Regions from separate parts of the Homo sapiens genome. Here all the other regions are linked to region 1. A link is a contact called in ENCODE Hi-C data. All regions are on one chromosome and are shown on one strand. Each heading gives the region's core, a stretch centred on a gene start or an enhancer-like site at or near the end of the contact. The rest is flanking DNA. Distances are from core to core; before and after follow the strand shown. Region 1 holds the start of INSIG2 (insulin induced gene 2). Region 2 holds the start of CLASP1-AS1 (CLASP1 antisense RNA 1). Region 3 holds the start of CLASP1 (cytoplasmic linker associated protein 1). Region 4 holds the start of TSN (translin).

Region 1 (3,147 bases), core at 558-3,057:
CCAATGATTAGCCGTAAAAGAAGTATTTTTACTCCCTCAGATAACCCTGTTTCTTCAGGTGCTTAGGTCACGTAAGCTACTAAATAATAAAGTTAAATTACTACCTCACATATTTTTCATCATATGCTCTCTTAATTAGAATAGCATTCTTGAAATAGAATAAGCACTAACATTAGAAAAAAACAGACTTAAATCAATGCAACAGTTTAATGCTCCCTAAATAAAAACACATCTACATGTATCATGGGCTAGAGACGTTAAAAATTTCTAGGAAGAAAAGCAATATTTGCCTTATAAACACTGCAACTCTTTCCTCTCAACATTAAAACCCAAACATAGAAACCAGTAAGTTAGCTGCATTTACAGCCCCTTACAGGTTTTAAATGTCACATCTCAGTGCCTAAAAAAGTTACTCCATCGTTTCGAGATAAGTTTCTGAGAACAAAGAAAACTCTTTAAACTACTGAACTGCATTTTATTCTTTCCTTTTCCGTGTGACCATCTGCAAAAGCAACAGTTGTCAGTTAAACAGAATCAACCTCTTTCCCGAGTGGACATGATTCACAGCTTGGTCACTGTACAGCAGATGTGAACTGAGAACTACGACATAACACAATGACAAAACACAGTACTGAGCACAAAGTACAGGGAAAGAATGAAAGACAGAAAACAGGAAGAGCACACGTCTGATTTTTGTTTTCTTTGGGGCCCCCATTAGTAGCATTCCCTTCATCCATCTTCATTCAGTGGTTCACTATCAGGGCCAAACCCAAAAGTTACAAAACACCATCTAGCTACTGTCTGGCTGCTTTTATTTTTTCTGCACCAGGACGGGAGCACGCATTCCCCTGCAGTCCTCAGCTCCACCGCAATACTGATACCAAACAGTTTCAGTGGCCCAGCTGCCAAGCCTAACCATTCCTTTTTAAAGCATTTCTTCATCAATCCTACAAAACAGCAAGTTCTTCATGGTATATTTTCCTAGAGCATCTAGCTAATATCATACTTTAACAACTTTTTCCAACGTTAACTGGACATGGGTCATTATCACTTAAGTGTTAGCGCCATTGCCCGCGCCCACTCCCATAATCCACACTGCTTTCCTTCTCCATATTGCCAATCCCCACTAAGCAACCCTAAAATCTAGTAATTATCATCAAATCCACTTCTAGGCCCTGGCAAGAATTATTTGGCTTTACCGAAACACCTATTCCATAGGTAACCAATTCCAGTCAAAAATGCCAGAGTATTACTCCTCAACCCAATGCCCTATCTCCTTAGTGGATTATAAACTTACTACGACAACCTGTCTTCTTTGGATCCAATCCCCGCCCAAGTCTGAGTCTTCTCTCCCAGGCTACAAGCCCCCAAGTCCTGGCAGCTCTATGCTTGACAGCTCGCTGACCTCCACCTCATCAGACCATTGGGTCGCCCTTCTCGCCGTCCTCCAGCCTTCTTCCCGCTCAGACACTCATCCACTGTCCGGGGAGCCTCGACCCCTCCTATACCCCCTCCCCGATCCCGCAGTCCCCTTCTGGACCTTGCGGACCCCTCTCAGGTAAGCGGAGCCCCTTGCCCTGCAGGCCCATCAGTGGTCCTGGCTCCCCGCACCTGCCACCAGGGTTCCCAGGCTGCAAAAACACAAGTAGTTCTTCTTCCCAAGGGCCACCCTCCTCCTCAGGCCGCTTTCCTCAGCACCACGTCACCCGCGCTTCGCCGGGAGACCCCCAACTCACCCCCGCCTCCGCCATCTTCTGGGACCAGCCCCCGTACCCCCTACCGCCTCTTCCTCCTCCACTCCCACAACTCCGCCCGAGCTCCACTGCGCCTGTGCGGCCAACGAGGCCGCGCGCAGGCGATCGGGGCAGAAGAGCTTCCGGTTCCTGCTGTCAATAAGACGTGGACCTGCGAGCCGGGGCAAAAGGGCTTCCGGTCTGCGGGAAACTGGAGGCTAGCGGTGGGCGTGGACCGTCGAGGTGACTGGCGGTTGTCGGATCTGCTGTTGTTTGCTGACCAGGCAGCCGTAGGTAATGACGGATGCCCAGACCCTGTGGGCGGAGTAAAGGAATCATGCACTGATACACGCACACTCACCGAGGGGCGCGTCCGTCTGCGTGCCCCTCATCTCGTAGCCGAAAGGAGCGCGTTCCGGGGCAGGCCTCCGGGTACTTCCCGCAGAGGACCGGGCTTTATACTCTTTGCTCCTTTTCCTCCCCTAGTAAGTCATAACTTATTTTGGGAGAAGGGCATAGTTATTTGTCTCTCGTCTCCATGCTACAGCACTTTATGTGCTTTTCATTCAAAATCGTTCCTCGAGGACGACCAAGTAATGTGATTTGGGGGACAGTTTTCATAGGAAGGGCTTTATAAGTTTACACCAACATAAAGAAAACTTAAAAACCTTATAACCGCTTATTTTTCAGAAGTATTATTTTTCATTTAATCTAAAACCATACTTTTAGAACATGAAACCAAGCCAAACAGATCTTTGCAGATTGTGCAAGCGAACTTTTTTTTTTGAATGAAAGTGGTGCCATCAATGCAAAAGCAAGCCCATATAAGTGCCGAAAGGTACTCGTCATAAGGAGGAGTTGCTTCCCTATTCTGAATTTTTATTTATTTTTATTTATTTATTTATTTGAGACGGAGTCTCTCTCTGTCACCCAGGCTGGAGTGCACTGGCATGATCTCGGCTCACTGCAACCTCTGCCTCCCGGGTTCAAGTGATTCTTCTGCCTCAGCCTCCCCAGTAGCTGGGACTACAGGTACATGCCACCATGTCTGCCTACTTTTTGTATTTTTAGTAGAGATGGAGTTTCATCATATTGGCCAGGCTGGTCTCAAACTCCTGACCTCGTGATTCGCCCGCCTCATCCTCCCAAAGTGCTGGGATTACAGGCGTGAGCTGCCCCCTGAATTTGTTTTTTTTAAGCAACTCTTTTTAAAAAGAGAGAAAAAATAATCTCTCTTGAGTGTATTAGTTATTGAGCTATTCCATTTGGAGGTGGCTTAACCCAAAACGTGTATGGATGTGGTAAGATTACAATGGACTTGAATGTTCTAGATGAAATCTGGGCCGAGAGTAATTGCATAATAGTTTTCCAAAGGACTGTCAGATGGTAAACTCCTTTCATTTACTTTGAACTG
Region 2 (3,403 bases), core at 80-2,579, 3.4 Mb before region 1:
CAGCCTCCCGAGCAGCTGGGACTACAGGCGCCGGCCACCTCGCCCGGCTAATTTTTTGTATTTTTAGGAGAGACGGAGTTTCACTGTGTTAGCCAGGATGGTCTCGATCTCCTGACCTCGTGATCCGCCCCCCTCGGCCTCCCAAAGTGCTGGGATTGCAGGCGTGAGCCACCGCGCCCGACCTGGATTACATTTTATGTGAGGTGCAAAGACCTACTGAAACTTCGTCTCCTATTGAAACTTGACCTAGACTACTGGGCTGACTCAGCATAAGGAAGTTACAGAACAGTTGATGATCGGCGTAAAGTTAAAGGGGTGAAGTTCTGTTGAAATCCTTCCCGTTTAATCACCGCAAAAACTGAAAGAACTTTACTTGCGACACTAAAACCACGCGTCTTGTGCACCCTCTACTGGTTTAACCACAAAGTACTAGTTTATTTACGAATTACTGCTGTTTGAACTGATAAGTCTATGAAAACAGGTTTTCATTTTTCCAAAAATTGCACCAAAATAAAGCAAAAGCTCTAGTTGATGCGGGTGTGTTGTTCAGGCGTTAGCAGTACTGCCCTCACTATGCGCTCATTGGACAGTAGCGCAACCCCAAGAAAAGGATGGTTATAATAGAAAGTCCCTGGGCTGCAAGCAGGAAGCGCCAATACCTGGTAGGGTTGTGGTAATTAATTCGTGAGCCTCGCCCTAGTCGGTCTGGTAGCTAGCTTACCTCCAGCCTCCACAGCTTTCGACGACACCCCAATTCTTTGTTTTCTGAGGCTCCCGAAGGGTCGCAAAAGCGGCGGCTCGGTTTTACCCAGAAGACCGCGCGTCGGCCGCTCGAAAATTTGCATACGCTTTTCTCGCCGGGGCGGGGCTGGCGGGGGCGGGACCGCGGCGCGCTCTTGAACTCCACCCGCAGCTAACCCGGGTTTGGCTACGCTGTATTGCCTTTTATTTCGTTTCTCCTCACCGAGTATTTTCCATTATAGCTGTACATAGCTCTTTTTGTGGAAGATCATCCTTCTTCGTGCTAATCTCTTTGGTCCTCCAGTCGGCATGCGTCTGGACTCTCGGACTGCGTCTGGGCCGGAAATGTCTAGGCCTCCCCGGAGCGGGTGGGCGGGAGCGCTGCCCCGCAGGCCGGCTGCTAACAGGCTCCCGGTGTTTCCCGCTGCAGGTGGTTCTGCTGGGCATGGACATCCTGTCCGCCCTGGTGACCCGGCTGCAGGATCGGTTCAAGGCGCAGATCGGCACAGGTGAGCTGCGGCACTTGTGGAGCGGACCCGGCCCCTTCAGACCCCCAGCCTTCCCTCGGCCTCCCCGGCTCCCAAACCCTCCCGGCAGCCACCCTGCCTCCCCTCCAGCCCCCTCTCCCTCCCTTCCGCTCCTCCCAAACAGCCAGTCCCCGCCCTCCCCCGCAGCCCCCCTAAGCACTCGCAGCCTGGGTCGGCCGCCCCGCTGCCTTCCCTTCCAGCTGGACTCCCCTGGCCTCTGGGCCTGCGGGCGCCCTTACCCTCCCCCATACCTTTGTACTGGCTTCACTGTGTTCTCACACGGAACTTAGTAATACGTGTTCTAATATGAAATATTAGTGCCATTTTTATTTCTTATGCTAAATTAGCTGTCACTCTTTAGTGCCAACCAAGTCATATTTTACCCTGACCCCGGTCCCCTTTAATGAGAGGCAGTTTTCCTTGAGAAATCCTATAAAACCAAGCCAGTTGTATTTTTCTCCAGATGATTATGGTTGGCATGACTATTTTCACCTTGATTGTAAATGTCATTACAAATGTATAGTAAATGTTCACTCTTATTTTGAAGGGAAAACAGTATGTCAGCAAAATGAAACAAAACCCACAGATTTCATAGATTTAAATACCTCTAAATTCCTGACCTCCGGTGTTTCATGGGGGTAGTATAAACACTAAGCATCTCTATGCAACCATTTCCTTATGGAATTTCTCTGTTTTACGTTGGTACACATGTATTCTTTACTGTTAACTTTCCGACCAATATGCTCCTTCTGAAAAGGTCATGAGCACCGACTGTTTACAAATTTAAAAAAAGCTTTTACTTTTAGACATTTGATATTTTAATAGTGTTCCATTTTCCTCCTAAATTAGCTGAATTATTCAGGGATATCTCATGTAATAGAGGTTTACAAACTCTTAAAATAAGCTGATCTCTGGTCTACAGGTGCACTTGGACCACTGGTGGGAGGGTCCACCCTGGGTATGTCGGGGAAGATGGAGAGCTGGGCTCTGTCTCATGTGTGTATGGGCGTGATGTAAAACTAAAAATACACAATAGTGATGAAACTTAAGATTTATTCATAAGTGCCCACTCCTTCCACCCCCAAACACATATACTGGAGCCCCTCTCCTTGTGTTTTACCTAAATTTTCCTTTCTGTTGACTCTTCCTCTCAAGGTCTTCCATTTTTATCAGCTTACAAATACGTTGGGAACTGGCTGGAGGAACGTGGGGTAAGGAGGAAGACAAATAGTGTATCTGTCCATGCAAAGGATTTTGCAGACTCTTTTGGTGACTTTCATGGACTTCAGCAAGGAGAGTAGAGCTGTGAGCAAAGATGAGTGGTTTTAGAATGAGATACATCATTTAGGTCAGGGGTTTGTCTTCCCACATAATTGAGATAGGAATACTTGGTGACCACAGACCCCCAAATAGGGTTTCATTTGATCAGTTTCCATTTTGATTTTCAGTGCTGCCAAGTCTAATAGACAGACTAGGAGATGCTAAAGACTCTGTGAGGGAGCAGGACCAAACTCTGCTGCTAAAGATCATGGATCAAGCTGCTAATCCCCAGGTAGGGGCAAGAGATGTGTTTTGAGGTCAGCTGGCCAGTGCGCGTGCATGCACGTGCGAGGGTGTGTGTGTGTACTTGCACAAATGGTGTGACTCCATAGACTTAAGCTGATGTATTACAGATAAAAATTTTCACAGCATTCAATCTGTTTCCCCATGCAAGATATTTAAATAAGTCACAAAACTATGAGATGAGTAAATTAGTGGATTTAACATGGGGGTATTGAATCTAATATACTTAGTTTTAATCCATTAGACTCTTCAGCTCATTTATGTAACCGACTCTCCAATTCTCTGAAAAGAGGGAGCTGTGGTGTCTGGGGAGTCAGGAGGCCTGGCTGGAGCCCTGGCCCCTGTCTTCCGGTGAATTGGGGCTGCTGGGATGGACCAAAACAGCCCTGCTTTCCCAGCTTCTACTGTCCTTTATTGGGGGGTGATCAGAAAAAACAGAGGCCAGTGTGAGTGTGTGATCTTTGGCAACTCACTAGCTCCTTTGGCCTTGCTTTCCTCACCCATAAAATGAGGACAGTTATACCTCTCTTTCAGGGTTCTTGGGAGAATTAAATGCAATTATGTAAATGAAT
Region 3 (3,137 bases), core at 560-3,059, 3.6 Mb before region 1:
GAGACTGGCCGCACGAGGTAAATATACTTAATACTAACGAATTATTCACTCAAAAATGGTTAAGATAATAAATTTTGTTGTGTAGATAAAAAAATTTAAAAATCGATTCCATCTTTCTCATCAAATCTTACTTTTTACTCTTTGTTTCTTTTTTTCCCATTTCAGTTAGATTGCTCTCTTCATTGTACTTCCAGTATGCCTCTTGAGCCTTTGCACCATGGTGTTTCTTCTCTGGAATGGTCTTTCATTATCACCCATCCATTTTCAAAAGGTTGCATGTGCTTTCGTTCCAAAGACATTAGTTTATAGATCCAACCAGGAGTCGCATCCTCCATGTCATCCCTACTCTTTCAAATCACATACCTCTACCTTTTCTGCACTACACAGAAGGGCCTACACACGGCTTTCATACTTTAGCTTAGCCTCTCCGACCATACCTCCTAAGACCCTGAGGATCAGGGGGCATTATCTCATAGTTCTCCCGCACTTCTCTCCCATCCCAACACATACACTAGCAAGGAGCTCCGCACACAAGCTCCTCCAGTAAAAACAACGCACTGGGCAGTGCATCTCAACACATCAAATTACCGGCGTGCATAGGAGCCTGATGCGGCAAATCTGTGGGTCCTTCGGGATCCTTGAAGGCAGCCCTATAATTTGCATTTTTCTACGCTCCAAAACACTTTCCGGGCCAGATGCGGTGGCTCACTCCTGCTGTCCCAGCACTTTCGAAGACCCAAGACGGCGGATCACTTGAGGTCAGGAGTTTGAGACAAGGCTGGGAAACATGGTGAAACCCATCTCTACAAAAAAATACAAAAAGTAGTTGGGGGGGGGTGGTGCACGCCTGTAATTCCAGCTACTCGGGAGGCTAAGGCAGGAGGATCACCTGAGCCTGGGAAGTCGAGGCTGCAGTGAGCCGTGATCGCGCCACTGCACTCCATCCGGCCTGGGCGACGGCGGTGAGACCCTGTCTCAAAAAAATAAAAGCCACCACTTTCCCACTTATTATCCCAGGGAAACGCACGCGACGGAGGAGCGAAGGAGCGTTTATTTGTGGAGGCGCTCAAGTAAGAAACCCTGCTCGCTGGCCGACTCAAGGGTCTCCAAAGCCTTCTCTGGGCTGTCTCCCCTCCCCAAAAGGCAAAGAACCGTTAACAAGTTTACTTCCGGCACAAGCGTCCGCGCCTGCTCGGAAAAGGGAGCGTGGACACACAGCTCTGTTACGGGAAGTCGCAGGGCACAATTTCCTTCATTGCAGTCGCCCTCTGGGCGGACGCCCTAACCCAGAAGTGAAAGACCGTTTCCTTCGAGTATCAGACCCCCGACCAAAGGAAGTTCCACTTGGACGACTTTTACCCAGGGTTTCCCGATTCCTCTTTAGCTCTTCCTATCACGCTCCCTGCTTGCTGGTGCATTGTTGCTGTGGCCACTTAGTTCCGACCTTCCTTGTCTAACTCGAGTTTTGTCGCAACTTTCCAAGGGGCCTAACCACAACCTTTTCCGTAAAAAAAAACAAAAACAAAACCTTTACCCTACGGGTCCCCATCAGGGTCAACTAACGTTCTCCGTGAGGGGCAAAGCTCCCGGGGACTTTACGCCAGCGAAGCCTAACACGGCCAGGCCAGCGCCTGCGCGGGGCGTTACCATAGAGAGGCAGCCGCCTCTCTGGTCTCGGTTTACGCTCTCTATGGTGTACCCGGGTTGGTGGCGGTAAGAAGAAAAAGGGTGACCGCACTGCGCAGGCGCCCTCGGCGTCTCTCTCGCTCTCTCGGTCTTTTTTTTTTTTTTCTTTTTTTTTTTTTTTAATCCCCGCACCAAGCGCTTAACCTCATTGGGGTGGAGGAGAAGGCGGCGGCTCTCTGGTCCGCAGCGGCAACAGTAACGAAAAACAGGGCTGTAAGTACCCGGTCAGGGGGCGGAGGGTCAGACCCGAGCCCTCTCGCGGCCCTGGCCCCTCCCGCGCAGTGGCGGGCGCCGGGTCTGGGTGGGGGCGATGTCCAGCGCTGTCATCGGCTCTTGGGTGCACTTTGGGGGGATGGGGCGGCCCTGAGGTGGGAGCCTGGCGAGGAGCGGGATGCGAGGGTTGTTTATCCAACCAGTAGGTCGCTGAGCCCAGGCTGCTTTGCAGAGGGAGGGGATCGGCCCTGGGGTCAGTCGGGCTTTGTGTGCCCCTCTCTGTTTCCCTTTTCCAGACCCCACCCGGGCCCCCTTCCTAACCCGAGTCTCCCCTGCCGGGTGGGAGAAGCCAGCGAGCCCGGGGCGCGTTTGAAAGGAAGGGAGGGGGCGAGGGAGAGAAACCCACAACAACTAGTCATTGGCGAGTGATGGGTGTGAAGAAAGATCCAGAGAGAAGGGGTGCCGGGAGGCGGGCGGCCCGGGCTCCCGTCCTGGGCTCCCAACCGGGCCAGACAAAAGCTGCGCGAGCGGCGCCGAGCGGAGCGGCCGGCTTGATGGGATGCACAAGGTCCCCTTGGTTCCCGGGGCCTTCGAAGAGCTTCTTTCTGAAGCTGGGAAAGCGAACAAGTGCTGAGTTAAGCCTGTGCAGACTTCTCAACTTGCCTTTGTTGTTCTTTGGTATTGGCAGAGACGCTCTGACGAAGATGAGTGTGTGATCTTGCACGTTAGCCTGGCTAGGTACAATGGAGCTAATCGAATTTTGCTTTCCGTTTTCCGAGCTGCTGGGATGAGTATGGGGCTTTCCAGAGTTTAAATTATTACATAATATTTTTAAAATAGTTGTTTGCTTCTAAAATTAAAAAAAATTAATGTGGAGTCTGAAAGCACGCTGTGGTGAGTTTGCAGCTGAGTTTGCAGCTGGGTGAGTTTCTGTGTAGTGGGGTGCGTTCATTAAATACTGACCATTCGTAGAACCTGTGAGCTCTTTAAACATGATACTTTCATTTGTAGATGTGGCAATGAGAGCTTCAGATTCTCTAGTCCTTTGGGAGACCGTGATGCAGAAGAGTCAGAAGCGAGAAATAGTTTCATGCCGCCATGTACCTTGGACCCTATTTGGGTGCCACAGTCCGTTTTCAATTCTGGCATTAGAAATTGTTTTTATTACTACGATTATTTACGACGGTAACTGACCTCTCGATATGAGGGATCCTGGATATTGGCTCCGTTTGCTCATC
Region 4 (3,216 bases), core at 431-2,930, 3.7 Mb before region 1:
CCTGAAACCCAGCACCCTGATGGACCCCTTGCAGTAGAGTTAAAATCTCTCGAGCTGTTTGTTCTAAACTCTGTACAACTTTTCTGATTTCCTAGAGAGAATTAAAAATAAAAATCAGATACTCAACAGAATCATTGTCATACACTCACACAAAACACATTAGATAGCTTATGTGATCTATCATAACCAAGTTTGAATCCTGACTTTTCCACTTATTTCCTCTGTAAGACTTCAAAAAGTCACTAAAAAGCCTTAGATTCCTCAGATACCCTTTAAAGAATAATAGCCACCCATTAAACCCAAGTATTCAATTGGGACATTATAATGGATGACGTGTGTGAACGCAACTTGCAAAATGAAGAGTTAAATGCAACACAAGAGTCGGGTATTTCTAATTCTTTTTTCTTTTTTTTTTTTTTTTTGAGACGGAGTCTCGCTCTGTCACCCAGGCTGGAGTGCAGTGGCGCGATCTCAGCTCACCGCAACCTCCGCCTCCCGGGTTCACGCCATTCTCCTGCTTCAGCCTCCCGAGTAGCTGGGATTACAGGTGTGCGCAACCATGCCCAGTTAATGTTCTTTTATATTTTTAGTAGAGACAGGGTTTCCCCATGTTGGCCAGGCTGGTCTCAAACTCCTTACCTCAGGTGATCTGGCCGCCTCGGCCTCCCAAAATGCTGGAATTACAGGCATGAGGCGCCGCTCCCCGCCTCTAATTCATTTTTAAAATATTCACTGAGCATACTTATGTGCGAGGCACTGTGTAAATACCGGGGAACCAAGCACACAATCCCTTCCCTCTGGCGGTTTAACATACAATGAGGGAGAAGATTTTTTTAAAATAATCAATATTACACACATTAAAAAAAGTTAATGTGCTACTAGAAAACATAACAGGAAATAGATCGCTTAGACTGTGACGCCAATGAGATAAATACGAGACAATCAGGAAAAGAACGGGAAAGAAGCAAATTCCAGGAAAAGCAAACAGGCAGGAAGCTATTTGGGGCACTAGAAGAGGTAAAGTGAACATCATACACAAAGACAGAGAGCATAAACGAGATTGAAGAGAAACCATGTGAGCCACAGTAGAGTCTGATTTTTTATCCTGTGTGGCATAGGAAATCACAGGAGAGTTTTAAGCAGATCACATGTGCTTTTAAGACACCAACAAAAATACACGAAACGCTCATTCGCTGAAGACCAGGTGCTAATCGAGCCTTCGATATAAACAAGTGCTGAAAAGAAGGAAAACTGACACAAACGAGGCAAGTGATGCTGAGAAGCTGAGACTCGAACACGGGGAATCAGGACAGAGCAGCAAAATTTTGGGCGGGGGCGGGGAGTGCCTAACCTAAAGCTAGAGGGGAAGCAACCCACCCTCGGAGGCGTCCCCACCGCCCGAGACTGAGCGACAGAGGAGGGCCGGGCGAAGTGGCCCAACTAGGCATGGAAAGGCAAAGGGAATGGGGAAGGGAGGGGGCTCGCCTCTCGGATGTCCTGCTCGGCAGCCAAAAAGCCCTGCAGCTCCACGAAGATCTCGCTCACAGACATGGCGCCGGCTGCACAACAATCAGCCAGTGTAGCAAGGGCGGCCAAGGAAGTGGACGCCGCAGGCAACCAGCGCAATCAATCGCAACGGCCGCCGCTACCGCCGCGTCCCCCCGGTCTTACGCCACGACCGTCGCTAGGGTCCTCCGAGGCTCGCGGCGCGCCGGAGGACGGGCTGTCCGCCGCGCTGCCTGAGGCGCCGTCCGCTGCGTTCGGAACCGAGGCGCGCGTCCAAAGGGCAGAGGAGAGGGAGAGTGGGCGGGGCCTCAGTCTGAGGCCTTCAGACAGGCATCGCCAGAAACAACCTGCGAAGGCGGCCCTCGGAGCACGTGGGCCTGAGGGAGGGCGGGGACGGGCGTGTAGGTGGTGCGGGCAAGTGGGGCTGGTTAGCTTATATGTGTGTATTTATTTCATACACAACAACAGTTGGAGGGAAATATTTGACAACGAAAGAGTATGCACAAAAAACAGGTGCAGAAGAATGTAGAGAGAGTTCAGCCTTCGTGAGAGAGTAGGGGGCCAGTGCATTTCCAAAAAAAAGGAAAATAAAAGTAACGTATGTAGGACTGTGAGTAGGGAATGGATTGGGAGCGAAAATTTTCTGTGTAGATCTTTTAATGTCTTCTCTGTATGGCTGTATTACCTATTTTTAAATTAAACGGCTTTTTTAAGCGTGTGCGGTGGGATGTTTCTCTTTCCACTCACACCTTGTCCTAATTCCCCTTCCATGCCCTATAACGGTTTCCCCTTTCATGCCCTATAACGGTTTCCCCTTTGTTCTTGAAGAGTTATTTCATACACACATACTGTGTGTGTGTTCTTGAACAGTTATTCCATACACAAATACAGTGTGTGTGTGTGTTGCACTCGCCAGATGAATTGGAATGATTCTTATCAACTAAATGATAATTTATTGCTTGCTTTGTTTCTGACATTATTCTAAACTCTTTACATGAAGGATCATATTTAATTCTCATTATATGAGAATAATTTCATGTCCATGAAGAAGACAGTAAGACCACTAGCACCTACATTTTTAAAAAACTATCGGCCGGGCGCAGTGGCTCACACCTGTAATCCCAACACTTTGGGAGGCCAAGGCGGGCAGATCACAAAGTCAGGAGTTCGAGACCAGCCTGACCAACATGGTGAAACTCCGTCTCTACTAAAGATACAAAAACTAGCCGGGCGTGGTGGCGCGCGCCTGTAATCCCGGCAACTCGGGAGACTGAGGCAGAAGAATCGCTTGAACCCGGGAGGCACAGGTTGCAGTTAGCCGAGATCACACCACTGCACTATAGCCTGGGCAACAGACTCCGTCTCAAAAAAAATAAAAAACCCTTTCTTATCTCGTGTTTGTTCTCCCAAAACCCATTCGTCTGTCCTAAAGAATCCTATTTGTTCTCATACAAACTTTCGTCACCTCTCCGTTTTACCTAGAGTTAGGCACACAAGCCACTAACTGGTTTTTTGTTTCTTTCTTTTCTTGTGTGGTTTTCGTTATTGTTGTTTTGTTCTGTTTCATTTTTTGGTCTCATTACGTTGCCCAGTCGGGTCTTGAACTCCTGGGCTCAAGAAATCCTCCTGCCTCAGCCTTTCAAAATGCTGGGATTACAGGTATCAACCACTGCGCCCAGACATAAACCTCTAACCATTTAGTAGGCTAGC

Evidence for each region. A loop is a pair of places that touch in the nucleus more often than their neighbours do. Pooled maps may share reads with other maps.
Region 2: a pooled map shows a loop between it and region 1 (10-fold over the local background). The contact joins the promoter of CLASP1-AS1 here to the promoter of INSIG2 in region 1. A Hi-C loop is called at or near these places in 6 of 50 pooled maps.
Region 3: a loop to region 1 is called in a map of CD4-positive, alpha-beta T cell, with 7 times the contacts of the local background. The contact joins the promoter of CLASP1 here to the promoter of INSIG2 in region 1. A Hi-C loop is called at or near these places in 1 of 168 maps with a recorded cell type or tissue (CD4-positive, alpha-beta T cell), 1 of 37 single-sample maps with no recorded cell type and 7 of 50 pooled maps.
Region 4: a loop to region 1 is called in a map of B cell, with 19 times the contacts of the local background. The contact joins the promoter of TSN here to the promoter of INSIG2 in region 1. A Hi-C loop is called at or near these places in 1 of 168 maps with a recorded cell type or tissue (B cell), 2 of 37 single-sample maps with no recorded cell type and 6 of 50 pooled maps.

What each region holds. Positions count from the first base shown.
Region 1 is chr2:118,087,131-118,090,277 of GRCh38, reverse strand. INSIG2 (insulin induced gene 2) reads right to left here and starts at 1,807. Exons shown (of 6, transcript NM_016133.4): 1 at 1,737-1,807. It overlaps LOC107985940 (a long non-coding RNA gene), which reads left to right and starts at 1,847. Exons shown (of 3, transcript XR_001739662.3): 1 at 1,847-2,027. RefSeq lists enhancers at 1,853-2,042, 2,053-2,102.
Region 2 is chr2:121,528,094-121,531,496 of GRCh38, reverse strand. CLASP1-AS1 (CLASP1 antisense RNA 1) reads right to left here and starts at 1,329. Exons shown (of 2, transcript XR_001739683.2): 1 at 722-1,329. CLASP1 (cytoplasmic linker associated protein 1) reads left to right here. Exons shown (of 41, transcript NM_001395891.1): 3 at 1,172-1,250; 4 at 2,717-2,820. RNU4ATAC (RNA, U4atac small nuclear) reads right to left here and starts at 617; the gene lies at 488-617. RefSeq lists an enhancer at 940-1,069 and a silencer at 1,260-1,459.
Region 3 is chr2:121,648,134-121,651,270 of GRCh38, reverse strand. It overlaps CLASP1 (cytoplasmic linker associated protein 1), which reads left to right and starts at 1,809. Exons shown (of 41, transcript NM_001395891.1): 1 at 1,809-1,899. NIFK-AS1 (NIFK antisense RNA 1) reads right to left here and starts at 1,617. Exons shown (of 4, transcript NR_037857.1): 1 at 890-1,617; 2 at 589-803. RefSeq lists enhancers at 1,299-1,568, 1,600-2,226, 2,227-2,855.
Region 4 is chr2:121,754,115-121,757,330 of GRCh38, reverse strand. TSN (translin) reads right to left here and starts at 1,680. Exons shown (of 6, transcript NM_004622.3): 1 at 1,486-1,680; 2 at 1-91. The coding sequence starts at 1,551. RefSeq lists an enhancer at 1,626-1,815.